Regions from separate parts of the Homo sapiens genome. Here region 2 is linked to region 1. Evidence: read pairs that join two places in POLR2A ChIA-PET (ENCODE). Cell type or tissue: MCF 10A. All regions are shown on one strand. Each heading gives the region's core, and the rest is flanking DNA. Links, peaks and the distances in the headings are about the cores only. Region 1 overlaps PLA2G6 (phospholipase A2 group VI). Region 2 has its middle 8.6 kb from the start of MAFF.

Region 1 (8,326 bases), core at 313-8,312:
TCACTGCAACCTCTGCCTCCTGGGTTCAAGCGATTCTCTTTCCTCAGGTTCCTGAGTAGCTGGGATTACAGGTGCCTGCCACCATGCCCGGCTAATTTTTGTATCGTTAGAAGAGACGACATTTCACCATGTTGGCCAGGCTGGTCTCAAACTCTTGACCTCAGGTGATCCACCCACCTTGGCCTCCCAAAGTGCTAGGATTACAGGCATGAGCCACTGCGCCCGGCCTCTTTACGTTCTTATCAGCATCCTATGGAGTCAAACTTCCCTTCCTCTTTCATCAGCTCCTTGGAAGGAACGCAGTGGCTGGCCTGAACCAGGTGAATAACCAAGGGCTGACCCCGCTGCACCTGGCCTGCCAGCTGGGGAAGCAGGAGATGGTCCGCGTGCTGCTGCTGTGCAATGCTCGGTGCAACATCATGGGCCCCAACGGCTACCCCATCCACTCGGCCATGAAGTTCTCTCAGAAGGGGTAAGACCTCCTCCCCTCCCCATCTGCTGGCCTGCTGGGCTCCAGCTCTCCTGTCACCTGTCCCGTGCCTGAGGCAAGCAGTATCCACCATAGATCTTAGCATCTCCAGCCTCAGAGCAGAGGCCCCGGGTTCACAAGCCTCATTAGGCCCCGCCTGGCCCAAAGAAGGTGCTCCATCATTGTATCATGGGTAGGAATCTCGGTTCACAAGTTCAGCTGTGCAAGGAGGAGACTTTAAAATTTTTCTGGCTGGGCGCGGTGTCTCACGCCTGTAATCCCAACACTTTGGGAGGCTGAGGTGGGCAGATCACCTGAGGTCGGGAGTTCGAGACCAGCCTGACCAACATGAAGAAACCCCATCTCTACTAAAAAATACAAAATTAGCTGGGCGTGGTGACACATGCCTGTAATCCCAGCTACTTGGAAGGCTGAGGCAGGAGAATCGGTTGAACCCGGGAGGCGGAGGTTGCAGTGAGCCGAGATCGCACCGTTGCACTCCAGCCTGGGCAATAAGAGCGAAACTGTCTCAAAAAATAAATAAATAAATAAATAAATAAATAAATAAAAATAAATTTATTTAATGTACCTTAATTCCTAGGAGTGAATCTCCCTCTATAAAACTGGAGACAACCAATCTTAGCCCTCTTTGGGGTCTCCTCTTTCCAGCTCCCCTCCAGGTGGTGCTCCAGTTCTGGAGTCTGATGCAACCCCAAGGCCCACCTGGCCCCTCCTCTAACCCAGCCCAGCCTGATCTGAACAGCCCCCCGATGGCTTCAGTGCTCCTTGGTTTCTTGTGTGCCCAGCTCAAAGCCTGGGAAATGCTTGGTAAGGTGGCCGAGTGCCCGTCCACCTAGATGCCTCTTTCCTTTCTGGCTGGTGGCACGTTGGGAGGCAGGTACAGGCTCATGTTTTGGGAGCCTGGGAACCCCTGGTGTCAGGAAAATTGTCTTCAAAGGGGTAGGGGATGAGATAAAAAGATAAATGAATATCTCAAATCTCAAAATACTATCTAGGCCAGGCGCGGTGGCTCACACCTGTAATCCCAGCAGTTTGGGAGGCCAAGGTGGGTGGATCACCTGAAGTCAGGAGTTCGAGACCAGCCTGACCAATATGGTGAAACCCTGTCTCTACTAAAAATACAAAAATTAGCCAGGTGTGGTGGTGTGTGCCTGTAGTCCCAGCTACTCAGGAGGCTGAGACAGGAGAATTGTTTGAAACTGGGAGGCAGAGGTTGCAGTGATTTGAGATTGTGCCACAGCACTCCAGCCAGGGCGACAGAACAAGACTCCATCTCAAGAAAAAAAATACTATCTAACAGGAACAACATCTAGAATGAATGAATGAGCCAATGAGTCCTTCGATCCTGGCACTGTGCTAAAGCACCAGCCTCACCGAAATGAATAAGCCACTCCAGGACAGGAGACACCCCAGCCACCCAGAATCTCATAGCGCAGTGCCAGACAAGCAGTGAGAAGGCATGGACGGGCAGCACTCAGGCAGGGAGGCTGGCACTTGTGCCTGTCCTCAGGTTGTTCCTTCCTCTGGGAGCTGCATCCACCTTGCTAGCCCCATGGGGCATTGCTAGCCCTTCTAAGGGCTGGACCAAGCCTGGACAAACCCTCCTTTCCTTGAATCTCCCAAGCACAGCCAGAATGAGCTAGAGCTTTCAGAAATACTTGACCAAACAGAGAAGATACCAACACCCCCAGCCCCGCAGTCAGGTTCCCCATTTGCAGGTTGTGACCTGAGTGGACACCAGGTGATGCTCTTCTCTACCCAGAGGGCTGGCACATGGCCCCACTCTTGCTTGTCTCCAGCCACCCTGAGCTGTACTGGGCAGGAGCTGTAATTGACCAGTTTTCTCTCTCTTCAAACAACCTCAGCCCTCACCGGTCCCTCTGTCCCCACACAGGCCATCCTGGGTGGGTCCAGCGTCCCATCACATAAGAGGATCTTTGCACAGAAGACAAAGGAAGAGGCTCCTACCTTGAGTGGAGCAGGGAGATCCCTTATCGACTTGGCAGCCAGCACAGCCCTACTCCAAGAATCCCACGGCCTCAGTGTTACTGACAAGTGGTTCCCTCACAGCTCAGACTAGGAGCTCCCTCGCTGTTTTTCTTTTTCTTTTCTTTTCTTTGTTTTGTTTTTGAGACAGAGTTTCACTCTGTCACCCAGGCTGGAGTGCAATGGCATGATCTTGGCTCACTGCAACCTCTGCCTCCCAGGTTCAACTGATTCTCCTGCCTCAGCCTCCCAAGGAGCTGGGATTACAGGTGTGCGCCACTATGCCCAGCTAATTTTTGTATTTTTAGTAGAGATGGGGTTTCATCATGTTGACCAGGCTAGTCTTGAACTCCTGACCTCAGGTGATCTACTTGCCTCGCCCTCCCAACATGCTGGGATTACAGGCGTGAGCCACCGCGCCTGGCCACCTCTGCTGTTTTTCAATGCAGCTGACCTTTCCCACAAAGCTCGGTTTGTGCCTGCGGTTCTCAGATGGTTAAGCCCCTGCTGAGGAAGGGAAACAGATAATCCCAGACAGTGAGATGGAGGCTGAGACTGAGGATGCCTGGGGGCTGCACTAGGAGCTCAGAGACGGCATCAGGCAGCTGGAGTTCAGGGAAGGTTTGGGGGCAGCAGAGCCCGAGCCAAGCCATGGACACTAGCCGGAGCTGGCCACTCGGGTGAAGACTTGGGGGGCTCCAGAGGGCCCAGGGAAAGAAGCTGGGCCTGACTCCATGTGCCTAGTGCTGAGCACCAAGCGCTGGCATAAGGGCTGTAGGGAGCTGGGCAGCATAAATCCTGGGCCTGTGCTGGGCACCCCTAATAATAGAGAACAGCAGCTGAACACTAACGCTGTCCCAGCCACCGGCTTAGCCTTCATGTGGGCTATTTCACTATAGCCCAGAGAGCTGATGTATTTTATTCCCCCTCTAAAGCTGAGGGCCAAGTGTGGTGGCTCATGCCTCTAATCCCAGCACTTTGGGAGGCTGAGGCAGGAGGATCGCTTGAGCCTAGGAGTTTGAGGCTACAGTGAGCTATGATCATGCCATTGCCCTCCAGCCTGGGTGACAAAGGGAAATCCTGTCTCAAACAAACAAACAAAAAACAGATGAGGAAACCAGGGCTTAGAGAGATTAAGTAATTTGCTCAAAGTCAGGCAGTCAGTAAGTGCCAGACCTGGGAATTAAACCCATGTGGGCTGTCCTAGTAATTGCACTAAAAAAAAAAAAAAAAAAAAGCTTTATTGAGATATAGTTCCTATTCCATACAATCCACCTATTGAAAGTATACAATGATTCTGATATATTATGTTTATTTTTTCCAACTGTGATAGATTATATATAACATAAAATTTGCCATTTTAACCACTTTTGTTTTTTGTTTTTGAGACAGAGTTTCGCTCTCGTTGCTCAGGCTGGAGTGCAATGGTGTGATCTCGGCTTACCGTTACCTCCACCTCCCGGGTTCAAGTGATTCTCCTGCCTCAGCCTCCCGAGTAGTAGCTGGGATTACAGGCATGCACCACCATGCCCAGTTAATTTTGTATTTTTTAGTAGAGACAGGGTTTCTCCATGTTGGTCAGGCTGGTCTCGAACTCCCGACCTCAGGTGATCCACCCACCTTGGCCTCCCAAAGTGCTGGGATTACAGGCGTGAGCCACCACACCCGGCCCATTTTAACCACTTTTAAGTGTACAATTCGGTGGTTTTAATCACATTTACAATGTTGTCCAACCATTACCCCTTTCTAAAACTTTTCTTATCACCTCAAACAGAAACTGTAACCATTAATAACTCCCGATTCTCCCCTCCCCACAGCCCCCGATAAGTCCCATATCCTCTCTGTCTCTCAGAACTTGCCTGTTCTAGAACCTCGTATCAGTGAAATCATACAGCGTTTGTCCTTTTGTGCCTGGCTTATTTCACTTAGCATGATGTCTTCAAGGCTCATCCATGTTGCAGCACGTATCAGAATTTCCTTTCTTTTTAAGGCAGAATACTATTTTGTTTATCCATTCAGTCCTTCACTGATAGACGCCTGGGTTGTTTCCACCTTTTGTCTGTTGTGAAGAATGCTGCTGTGTACATGGGTCTGCAAATGTCCATTCAAGTCCCTGCATTCCGTCCTTTGATACTTCCGACCTCAGGTGATCCGCCTGCCTCAGCCTCCCAAAGTGTTGGGATTACAGGCGTGAGACACCGCGCCCAGCCAGAAAAATTTTAAAGTCTTCTCCTTGCACAGCTGAACTTGTGAACCGAGATTCCTACCCATGATACAATGATGGAGCACTTTCTTTGGGCCAGGCGGGGCCTAATGAGGCTTGTGAACCCGGGGCCTCTGCTCTGAGGCTGGAGATGCTAAGATCTCTGGTGGACACTGCTTGCCTCAGGCACCGAGTAGAAAGCAATTGTGCTCTTTCCCACTCTGTCATACTGCTTCCTATAGCATGCAGGTCACTGTGTGACTCACTGACAGTGTGGTAAGGAGGTGGAGGGTGGCTGTGTGCCAGGCACAGAACTGGGCTCTGAAATGCCTGGTCTTCCTTACACCCCAGCCACTCCTCTCAGCACTCTCTCCATGTTGCTCAGCTTCTGGAGGCCACCAGTGAGGAAGCTGGGGCTTGACTTCAAGCCCATCTGACTCTAAAGCCAGTACCAGGGAGGGTGATCATTGCTGGTGGCAGCATCAGGAAGGCTTCCTGGAGGAGGGGGTTAGTTGTGCCTTGAGGGGCTCAGTACAGCCTTAACCATGGTGAGTGTGCTGGTTGGGTTTGCTGAACTTTGTTTGCAGTGATGCTCTCTGTAAGCAGTAGATGAAGCTCCAAGTCCTGGCTTCATCCCACGCCACGCAGACCCTAGCTTCTGCTCACCAACCGGGGCCCCTCTCTCACCAGGTGTGCGGAGATGATCATCAGCATGGACAGCAGCCAGATCCACAGCAAAGACCCCCGTTACGGAGCCAGCCCCCTCCACTGGGCCAAGAACGCAGAGGTGAGTGGATCCTGAGGTGGGTGGGTGGGGCAGGGGGCCGGGCCCCGCAGGTCCTCAGGGCCCTCAGGAAGCAGGTTCCCGAGAGGACCCTGAGGCTAGCACTTGGGGGCTGACCTTGCAGTGGGTGTGCAGGCAGAGAAGTCCATGAAGAGCTGGGATCCTGGCAGGGCTCTGCTGCTCTCTGGCTGGGCGGGGGGATCCGCCCTGTGCCTCAGTTTCCTCATCCATGAATTCTGCTTTGGCGATGTGATGAAGTCAGCAAGGCAGTGTGTGACAAAACTCGGCACAAATTGTAAAGTGCTTCCCAAATAGAAGGTGGCGTGATGATGATTGTATTATTAGTCAGGATTCTCTAGAGGGCCAGAACTAACAGGAGATATATATATAGAGAGAGAGGGGGGTTTATTTTTTTATTTTATTTTTTTTGAGACGGAGTCTCGCTCTGTCGCCCAGGCTGGAGTGCAGTGGCACAATCTTGGCTCACTGCAAGCTCTGCCTCCCAGGTTCATGCCATTCTCCTGCCTCAGCCTCCTGAGTAGCTGGGACTACAGGCGCCCGCCACCACACCCGGCTAATTTTTTTGTATTTTTAGTAGAGACGAGGTTTCACCGTGTTAGCCAGGATGGTCTCGATCTCCTGACCTCGTGATCTGCCTGCCTTGGCCTCCCAAAGTGCTGGGATTATAGGCGTGAGCCACCGTGCCTGGCCTAAAGGGGGATTTATTAAGGAGCATTAACTCACACGATCACAAGGTCCCACAATAGGCCATCGCAAGCTGAGGAGCAAGGAAGCCAGTCCAAGTCCCAGAGCTGAAGGACTTGGAGTCTGATGTTTGAGGGCAGGAAGCATCCAGCACGGGAGAAAGATGTAGGCTGGGAGGCTAAGCCAGTCTAGCCTTTTCACATTTTTTTCTGCCTGCTTTATATTCTGGCCGTGCTGGCAGCTGATTAGATGGTGCCCACCCAGATTAAGGGTAGGTCTGCCTTCCCCTACTGACTCAAATGTTAATCTCCGTTAGCAGCACCCTCTCAGACACACCCAGGGTCAATACTTTACATCCTTCAATCCAATCAAGTTGACACTCATTATTAACCATCAAGATGATGATGATGATGATGGATGATGATGGTGGTGGTGGTGGTGCTGGGCCTAGCTGCACACACAGGGAGCCTGGCTGGGCATCTCCTCTGAGTTCTTCCCCTAAGCTAAGCTCTGTCCTCCTGGGAGGATGGAGGCCTCTGGTCTCATCACCAGGAAGCACAGCTTGACAGAGAATGGGATGCCCCAGAGTTCATGGCCTACTTCTCAATGTGATGGGCCAGGAGGGAGGGCACTGCCAGCCTCAGGGTACCTCTGCATTCCAGGAGCCGGACACCGAGTCAGGCCCTTCCGTGTAGGTTTGGTCACTCATTGTCATCACATGCTGTGAGGTGGGGACTTGCATTCCCATCTTCACAGAAGCCCTGAAGTGCACATGGCTACAGTGACCCATCCAAGCGCAGGCAGCTGGGATGAGTGAAGCTGGGCTTTGGGCTCAGGTCTGTGACTCCAAAGCCAGGCTCCCCTCCCTGTTCCCAAGGCTCTGCCAGGGATGTGCATTGCCAAGGCCCAGTGAGAGGTGATACCTTTGCAGGGTTCCAGGGAGGGATGCAGGGAGCGGGGTGCTTCAGGACAGGCCCCAGAGGAGCCTTTGCAAGGAGAGTGGGTTCTGTTGGCACTAGGAAAGGACCAGAAGCCTCTTAAAACAGTCAGCACATCTTTGGCTTTTTGTCCCTAGTCTTGGGATGCTGATGGGATGGGAGGCAGTCTAGGCCCCCCTAGAACTGGGGCCTGCCCCTGGAATCCTCTTGCTAGCGCTTTCCAACATCCCAGTACCTGTAGGCCTCTCAGAGCAGAAGTGGCAGTGCCCACGTGTCCCGGGGTGCGGCAGCTCCCCGAGTGCCTGTGCTAACTCAGCCTGACCGTCTCCCGCAGATGGCCCGCATGCTGCTGAAACGGGGCTGCAACGTGAACAGCACCAGCTCCGCGGGGAACACGGCCCTGCACGTGGCGGTGATGCGCAACCGCTTCGACTGTGCCATAGTGCTGCTGACCCACGGGGCCAACGCGGATGCCCGCGGAGAGCACGGCAACACCCCGCTGCACCTGGCCATGTCGGTGAGCCCAGGACCGCGTGTCCTGCCCTGTGGGGCCCCGGTGGGAATGCAGGAGGGCTGTCCGGACTGGAGCCCTCCTCCCCACTGTCTCCCTCCTATCGTCAGCTGCTCCAAATCATCTTCCCACCCAAAGCTCAGTTCAGACCCTGACTCCTCCCTCAGGAAGCCTTCCAAGTCCCCCTCTCAGCCCAAAATAACACCACCTCCTGTGTGCTGTGGTACCTTTTCCACCTGTGCCCCCATTTGGCACTTGCATGGCACGAGAGGGAAAAATGACAGCTCTGGCCATAGACTGGCCCTGAGCAAGCCATGTCACCTGTCAGCCTCGATTTCCTCATCTGGAAAATGGTGGTGTCAATACTTATCTGGAAGAGTTGTGGAAAAGTTATGGTGGACACTTGGTCACCCTCTACAGAATGTCTAAGTGACACACGCAGTACCTGGCCCGAGTGAGCATCCTGCTTCCCTTCACTGGTCCGCGTGTTGCTCTCATCTTCCCTGGGAGGCTGTAAGATCCTGGCAGGCAAAGCCTGAGTGTGCAGCCCAGCAGCCTGTGGCAGGTGCCAGGCATATTCGTTGGTTTATTATAGAACACAGTTCCTGCCCTCAAAGCCCTTACTGTCTGGTTACACATCTAGAGTATGAACATATTAAACCTAGCAGAGGAGGACGTTACTGTGTTACAGACATATGTGTGTGCATGT
Region 2 (8,326 bases), core at 194-8,193, 57 kb before region 1:
TGGGACGCCAAGGCAGGCAGATCACTTGAGGTCAGGAGTTTGAGACCAGCCTGGCCAACATGCAAAACCCTGTCTCTACTTAATTAAAAAAAAAAAAATTAGTCGGGAGTTGTGGCACATGCCTATAATCCTAGCTACTCAGGAGGCTGAGGCAGGAGAATTGCTTGAACCTGGGAGGCAGAGGTTGCAGTGAGCCGAGATCACGCCATTGCACTCCAGCCTGGGCGACAGAGCGAGACTGTCTCAAAAAAAAAATTGTTTTTTGAAAGTAGGGACTCTCAAGTCAGCCTGTCGGGTTCAGATCCTGGCCCCACGCCTCATCAGCTGACGTCATCTCCACCCTCTATAAACCGGGCTAATAGTGCCTCCTTTGCAGGCTGTGAAACAACATAATGTGTTTGCACTTATAAGCCTCTGGCACAGCGCTTAGTATATAATAAAAGATCAATAATATCAGGTTAGAGAGAGGAGTCCTCTACAGCAGGGGTCCCCAAATCGCAGGCTGAGGACCAGTACTGTTTGTCCGTGGCCTGTTAGGAACCAGCGGGCTGAGTGAGCGTCACCGCCTGAGCTCCGCCTCCTGTAGGATCAGCACTGGCATTGGAGTCTCATTAGGAGCGTGAACCCTATTGTGAACTGCGCTTTTGAGGGATCCAGGTTGTGTGCTCCTTGTGAGAATCTAACTACGGCCAGATATGCCTGATGACCTGAGGTGGAACAGTTTCTTTTTTTTTTTTTTTTTTTGGAGAGAGTCTCGCTCTATCCCCCAGGCTGGAGTGCAGTGTAGCCATCTTGGCTCACTGCAACCTCCGCCTTTTGGGTTCAACTGATTCTCCCACCTCAGCCTCCCCCAAGTAGCTGGGACTACAGGCACGCGCCACCACGCCCATCTAATTTTTGTATTTTTAGTAGAGACGGGGTTTCACCATGTTGGCCAGGCTGGTCTCAAACTCCTGACCTCAGGTGATCTGCCCCGCTCAGCCTCCCAAAGTGCTGGGATTACAGGCGTGAGCCACCGCGCCTGGCCACTGGAACAGTTTCATCCCGAAACCATCCCCCACCCACACTCCCCACTCTCCACCCCCACCCCACCCTCATCTGTGGAAAAGTTGTCTTCTACGAAATGGTCCCTGGTGTCAAAAGCAGAGGAAATGGACAGAGTGATCAGTTCGCCCAGAGGCCAAGGGACCACACCCTGGATGCCAGGTGTGGTGCTCCCGTGTATCAGGTCACACTCAATCCTCTCCATGTCTTAGCACTTAGCTATTATCATGGCCATGTTGCAGATGAGGAAATCGAGACCGTGGCAGGTGAGGAATCTTGCCCAGTATTGCACAGCTAGTCCCTGGCAGAGAAGGACTTAAACTCAGGCTGGTCCGACTCGAGGGCTGCGCTCTCTCCTGCTGCCCCCGCCGGAATGATTTGCTGGGTTTTGTTCTGGAGAGATTCGATATTTCACGTGGGCCACTTCAGAGTCTGACGATAATTAGAGCACACGCCATTTCTCCGCGTGGGCACCCCCGGGTGGGATCCTGGAGGAACCTTGTGCCCTCCTCCCCTTCTTCCTCCTCTTCCCTTCCCTCTACTTTGTCAATCCTAAGGCAAACCGGGCAGGGCCTGGCAGAGGGTGACTCTTGACCAGGGCCACTTTCTGCAAATACAAGGGTCCTGAGTCTGGGCTGGAGATGTGATTGTTCAGCAGAGAGAAAAAAGGTTTGAGCAAACCCAAACAATTGGGCCGGGCGCAGTGGCTCATGCCTGTAATCCCAGCATGTTGGGAGGCCAAGGTGGATCACTTGAGGCCAGGAGTTCGAGACCAGCCTGGCCAACATGGTGAAACTCTCGTCTCTACTAAAAAATACAACAATTAGCCCAGTGTGGTGGCATGCGCCTGTAGCCCCAGCTACTCCGGAGGTTAAGGCAGGAGAATCGCTTGAACCCAGGAGGCGGAGGTTGCAGTGAGCTGAGATCTCACCACTGCACTCCAGCCTGGGCGACAGAGCAAGACTGTCTCAAAAAATAAAAATAAAAATAAATCCAAGCAACCCCAGTACCTACTGTTACTGTTTTTGTTTTGAGACGGAGTCTTGCTCTGTCACCCAGGCTGGAGGGCAGTGGCCCGATCTCGGCTCACTGCAAGCTCCACCTCCCGGGTTCCCGCCATTCTCCTGCCTCAGCCTCCCAAGTAGCTGGGACTACAGGCGTATTATTGCTTATGAATCACATTTATGTGCCTAAGAGCTGTCATCTCACAAAATTCTATGAAGTATCTGTATCATCCCCACTTTATAGATGAGGAAACCGAGGCTAGGAGGGCTGAAGCCATTTGCTAAGGGCCCTTCCCACCCACATGTGAATATGAACCTTTCGTCTCCACTTCACCAACACTGGGAGTTTTCATTGTCTAAGCTCTGCTAATTTCCTAGGCAAATGACGTTATTGTATTTAAATTTGCATTTCTCTGAATAGGAATGAGCTTGAACACATTCCCATTTGCTTGTTAACCAGTTGGGTTTTTTCTTCTTTTGTTCGTGTGCTTTGCCTATTTTAGAGAATACATTTTTATGTTTGCAAACTGATATTTTAGGAACCTGAAACAGTACTGCACATGCTCCATTTTTCCCCAGCCCTCCATCATTTTCCCTCTAAAACCTCCCCCCCCTCCCCACCCCCAGCAGCTTCAATATACCTGGAGATGTGCCAGCCCTGGTCTGAGTCCTTTTGTGCCAAGCCTGTAAAACCATCGCTGGGGCACTGCTGCTCCGTGCACTTCACTCCTGCATGCCAGCTGCTCTGGCTTCTGGAGAGAAGCCACCATCGCGACCACAACCACCACTGCAACAACAGCTGCGGTCACGACAAGGTCATCTTCTCCAGTCACAGCCAGATCCTCAGAGCTGCCAGGAATCCCTGGAGTACTCGCCTTTCTCCTTCATCCGCAGGCCTTCATCCTCATCTCCATCGAACCTGCTCTCCTGCCACTTCCAGAGGAAGCAGAGGCCATGTGATAGGCACTGCCTCGACCCTCTGCACCTGCCCTTCCCTCTCCCTCCCAGTCCCTTCAGAGGCTGTCCTTTGTCTTGCCCTAAACCTACCTCTCCTCCTTCCAGAATCCCCATGCCCACACCCCAGTCCCCATCCCCTCCCTCTGAAGCAAATGGCTTCAGCCCTCCTAGCCTCGGTTTCCTCATCTATAAAGTGGGGGTGATACAGATACTTCATAGAATTTTGGGAGATGACAGCTCTTAGGCACATCAACGAGATTCATAAACAATAATAACAGTAGGTACTGGGGTCGTCTGGATTTTTTTTTTTTTTTTTTACTGAGACAGTCTCGCCCCGTTGCCCAGGCTGGAGTGCAGTGGCAAGATCTCAGCTCACTGTAACCTCTGCCTCCTGGGTTCAAGTGATTCTCCTGCCTCAGCCTTCTAAGTAGTTGGGGCTACAGGCACCTGCCACCACACTGGAGATGGGACTGAAATGTCTCCAAGTGGCTGTCATCTCTAGCAGCCACCCCTGAACCCCACCTTTCACTCCACCCTCACCCTAACACCCACCCTTGTTTTTTCTTCCCTTTGTGGGCAAACCTCAAGTCATCCCCACTCATTGCCTCTGGGTTCTCACTGCCTCTCATTCCCAATCCCTCACGGGCTGAGGGCTGCCCTCAAGAAACCTCTGAAGGGACTCTGGCCGGGGTCCCAGTGGCCTCTTTGTTACTAAATCCAGGTCCAATTTTAGCCCTAATCTGTCTTGACCTTTGACAGCATGCAATGGTGTTGCAATCTCCCTTCCTTTTAATTTTTTTCCTCTTTTTTTTTGAAATGGAGTCTTGCTTTGTCATCAAGGGTGGAGTGCAGTGTCACCATCTCGGCTCACTGCAATCTCTGCGTCCTGGGTTCAAGCGATTCTCCTGCCTCAGCCTCCTGAGTAGCTGGAATTATAGGTGCCTGCCACCACGACCAGCTAATTTTTTTTTTTTTTTTTGAGACAGAGTCTCGCTCTGTCACCCAGGCTGGAGTGCAGTGGCGTGATCTCAGCAAGTTCTGCTTCCTGGGTTCACGCCATTCTCTTGCCTCAGCCTCCCAAGTAGCTGGGACTACAGGCCCCCGCCACCACGCCCGGCTAATTTTTTGTATTTTTAGTAGAGACGGGGTTTCACCGTGTTAGCCAGGATGGTCTCGATCTCCTGACCTCACGATCCACCCGCCTCAGCCTCCCAAAGTGTTGGGATTACAGGCGTGAGCCACTGCACCCGGCATTTTTGTATTTCTAGTAGAGACAGGGTTTCACCATGTTGGCCAGGCTGGTCTCGAACTCCTGACCTCAGGTGATCCACCCACCTCGGCCTCCCAAAGTGCTGGGATTACAGGCATGAGCTACTGTGCCCGGCCTATTCTTCCCCTCTTTTTGGAAACACTGTTTTCTCCTTGGTGTTTTTGTCTTTGTTTTGAGACAGGGTCTCCCTCCCTTGCCCAGGCTGGAGTGCAGTAGTGCCATCATAGCTCACTGTAACCTTGAACTCCTGGGCTCCAGCCATCCTCCCGTCTCAGCCTCCCGAATAGCTGGGGTTACAGGCATGCAGCCACATGCCTACCTCCCCTTGCCTTCTAAAGCTCAGATTTCCCTCCTATCTTTTCAGCTTTCATCCCTGGCCCTCCATCTTGGCCTCTTAATTCTTAGCGAGGCTCAGAGCTTTAGCCTTTGCCCTCTTTTCTTATTGCTGGGGAACCTTATCCCTACCTCAAGATTTCAGGTGCCACCTGATGTTGAGGACTCCCAGATCTCTATTTTGGGCTCCCAGCTGTCTCTCATGGACCAGATCTGCTTAAGCAACTGCATGGATGACATGTATTTTCCCCTGCCCTTCCCTGGCACGTCTAACTCCACGTTGTCTCAGTGGAGCTTAGCGCCACCCTCCCCACCTAATTTCTCCAACAGGTTGATGATGCCACCTCCTCCCCAGTCACCCTGGAGAGAAACCAGGCCATCATGCTCACCTCACCCTCTCCCTCCCTCCCACAGCAAACAAGTCACCAGGCTTCAGTGATCTCATCTCCTTAACTTCTCTCCAGCCTCTCTCTTCCCTCAGCCATGGCCTCTGTTCAAGCCACAGCACCTGGCTCCAGGACAATTGCAGCAGCCTTCTGCCTGGTCCCCCTGCCTCTAGCCTCCATGCAGAGGATAGAGAGAGCTTTCTAAAACCTAAACTTGGCCAGGCTACTGCTCTGCTCACAACCCTTCCATGGCTCCCCAGTGCTGTCAGGACAAAGTGTAAACTCTTTCCATAAGCCTCCTCGATCTGGCCTCTGCCTGCTTCCACCACCTCCTCTCAGCTGCAGCCACCGTGAACTCTGTCCTCATACCCATCATTCTCTTCTACTGCCTCGTGCTTTCAATCTTCCCAGTCCTTCTTCCTGGAACTCCCTCCCCGGCTTGTGCTTCAGTCCCCAGCTCAGATGCCACTTTGTTCAGCAGGCTTCCCAGATCATCCCCAGGCTGACTCAGGTTCCTGTGTACAAGGTAGGAAACCTACCAGTGTATCCCTCATGATAGCACTTTCCTCTCTGACTCGGTGTTCTGTGTCTTCATGGCTGTCTTCTCTTAACCCACATGCTTTTTGAGGACCAGGATTACATCCTTTCATTTTTGTGTCTCCAGAGCTTTGCCCGGGCCATGGCACATAGCAGAAGCATGATCAATGTTTTTCTTTCTTCTTTTCTTTTTTTCTGAGACACAGTCCTGCACTGTCACCCAGGCTGGAGTGCAGTGTCGTGATCTCGGCTCACTGCAACCTCTGCCTCCTGAGTTCACGCGATTCTCACGCCTCAGCCGCCCAAGTAGCTGGGATGACAGGCGTGCATCGCCACGCCTGGTTAATTTTTTTTTTTGTATTTTTTATTTTAGTAGAGATGGGGTTTCACTCTGTTGGCTAGGCTGGCCTCGAACTCCTGGCCTCAATGATTTGCCTGCCTCAGCTTCCCAAAGTACTGGGATTACAGGCGTGAGCCACCATGCCCTGCCTAGGCCACCGTGCCTACGCTGGGAGCATGATGAATGTTAATGGGATGAATGGAGGAGTTGTCCTTGTTCCACTGGGCCTTGTCCTAGGCTCAAGCAAGAGGGTCAGGCTGTGGCGAGACAGGGAGGAAGGAAGAGAGTATCATTAGTTTCTAAGAACAGGGGTCCCTAACCCCTGGTCTGGGTCGATGGCCTGTTAGGAACTCGGCTGCACGGCAGGAGGTGAGCGGCGGGCGGGTGAGCGAGTGAAGCTTCATCGATATTTACAGCATATTTACAGCCGCTGCCCATTGCTCACTCACATTGCCACCTGAGCTCCACTTTCTCTCAGATCAGCGGCGGCATTGGATTCTCATAGGAGCTCAAACCCTATTGTGACTTCGCATGCGAAGGATCTAGGTTTTGCATTCCTTATGAGAATATGATGATCTGTCTGCCTGATGATCTGTCACTGTCTCCCATCACCCCCAGATGGGACCATCTAGTTGCAGGAAAACCAGCTCAGGGCTCCCACTGATTCTACATTGTGATGAGTTGTATAATTATTTCATTATGTATTACAATGTAATAATAATAGAAGTAAAATGCACAATCAATGTAATGGACTTGGATCATTCCCAAACCATCCCCCGGCTCCGTGGAAAAACTGTCTTCCACAAAACCAGTCCCTGGTGCCAAAAAGGTTGGGGACCTCGGTCCTACAATGTCCTTTGGCTCCCTGACAGTGGGGACTGTGTTTATATCACTGATTGCCCTCATGCCCTGTGTAACGCTATGGCAGGGCAGCCAAACACGGATTGATTCTCTGGAGATCCCTGCAATTCCGTTTCATTACCATTGCATCCTGGGGGCACAGTGATTCAGCCTACTCATGAATGTGTGATTTGCAGTAGAATTTCAGGAGCCCCTGGGACATAAAAGAGGATTATCAGGGCTGGGTGTGGTGGCTCACACCTGTAATACCAGGACTTTGGGAGGCCAAGGCAGGAGGATTGCTTGAGCCCAGGAGTTCAAGACCAGCTGGGGCAACATAGCAAGCCCCATCTCTACAAAAAAAATTTTTTTAAATTAACCAGGTGTGGTGGTGCTCTCCTGTGGTTCCAGCTACTTGGGAGGCTGAGGTGGGAGGATTGCTTGGGCCCAGGAAATGGAGGGTGCAGTGAGCCACGTTTGAGCCACTGCACTCCAGCCTGGGTGACAAAGCAAGACTCTGTCTCAAAAAAAAAAAAAAAAAAGGTAGGGGCTGGGCACAGTGGCTCACCCCTGTAATCCCAGCACTTTGAGAGGCTGAGGTAAGCAGATAGCTTGAGGTCAGGAGTTCAAGACCAGCCTGGCCAACATGATGAAACCCCATCTCTACTAAAAATACAAAAATTAGCTGGGCTTGGTGGTGGGCGCCTGTAATTCCAGCTACTCGGGGAGGCAGAGGCAGGAGAATCGCTCGAACCCGGGAAGTGGAGGTTGCAGAGAGCCGAGATCATGCCACTGTACTCCGGCCTCGGCGATGGAGCAAGACTCTATCTCAAAACAATAAAAAATAAATAAAAAGTATTTTGGGGTGATACACACATTCAGACCATAGAACATGCGATGATATGGAAAAATATATTTGCCTTTATATTCCAGTGCTTTTTCACAATAAACTATTATCTGTATATCTGAGACAAGTTTGTATTAAATTGTGAGCCCCAAGGACAAGAATAGAGATGTCTTTAGTGTCCCCACCATACTAAGAGTAAGGCCGGCCAGGCATGGTGGCTCATGCCAGTAATCCCAACACTTTGAAGGCCGAGGTGGGCGGATCATGAGGTCAAGAGATTGAGACCATCCTGGCCAACATGGTGAAACCCCGTCTCTACTAAAAATACAAAAATTAGCCGGGTGTGGTGGCACGCGCCTGTAGTCCCAGCTGCTCAGGAGGCTGAGGCAGGGGAATCTCTTGAACCCAGGAGGCAGAGGTTGCAATGAGCTGAGATCGCGCCACTGCACTCCAGCCTGGCAACAAAGCGAGACTTTGAGTCAAAAAGAAGAAAAGAAAAGAAAAAGAGTAAGGTCATGCACATAGCAGGTATTTCATAATTAATGGCTGACAAAACATAAATGAGGACGAGAAGCACAAGAGAAGGGACAAAGGGATTAAGAGCTTGCACACTCTGACCCTCAAGAACTCCACATTAGATTCCCCCATCGTGAGAGGCTTGGCACACACCCTGCATCTTTGCCTGAAATACCCCTGCTCAGCCTCTCCAAATCCTCATGTCCTTCGCCATCCTTCACCATCCCTCACCATCCCTAACCATCCCCCACC

The links. Peaks named below come from ENCODE experiments on the same cell type or tissue, not always from the same donor. Only the 100,000 strongest peaks of a DNase experiment are listed, where the experiment ranks them.
Region 2: POLR2A ChIA-PET joins it to region 1 with 5 read pairs; 16 of 35 experiments call an interaction of 5 or more read pairs at or near these places.

What each region holds. Positions count from the first base shown.
Region 1 is chr22:38,132,128-38,140,453 of GRCh38, reverse strand. It overlaps PLA2G6 (phospholipase A2 group VI), which reads left to right. Exons shown (of 17, transcript NM_003560.4): 5 at 285-472; 6 at 5,370-5,466; 7 at 7,441-7,623. Among named protein-coding and RNA genes, the nearest start is that of BAIAP2L2, 26 kb to the right of the region's middle. In MCF 10A, for the core only: no CTCF peak of the experiment used is centred there; a DNase peak (open chromatin) is centred at 4,933.
Region 2 is chr22:38,189,227-38,197,552 of GRCh38, reverse strand. No RefSeq gene overlaps it. Among named protein-coding and RNA genes, the nearest start is that of MAFF, 8.6 kb to the left of the region's middle. In MCF 10A, for the core only: no CTCF peak of the experiment used is centred there; no DNase peak of the experiment used is centred there.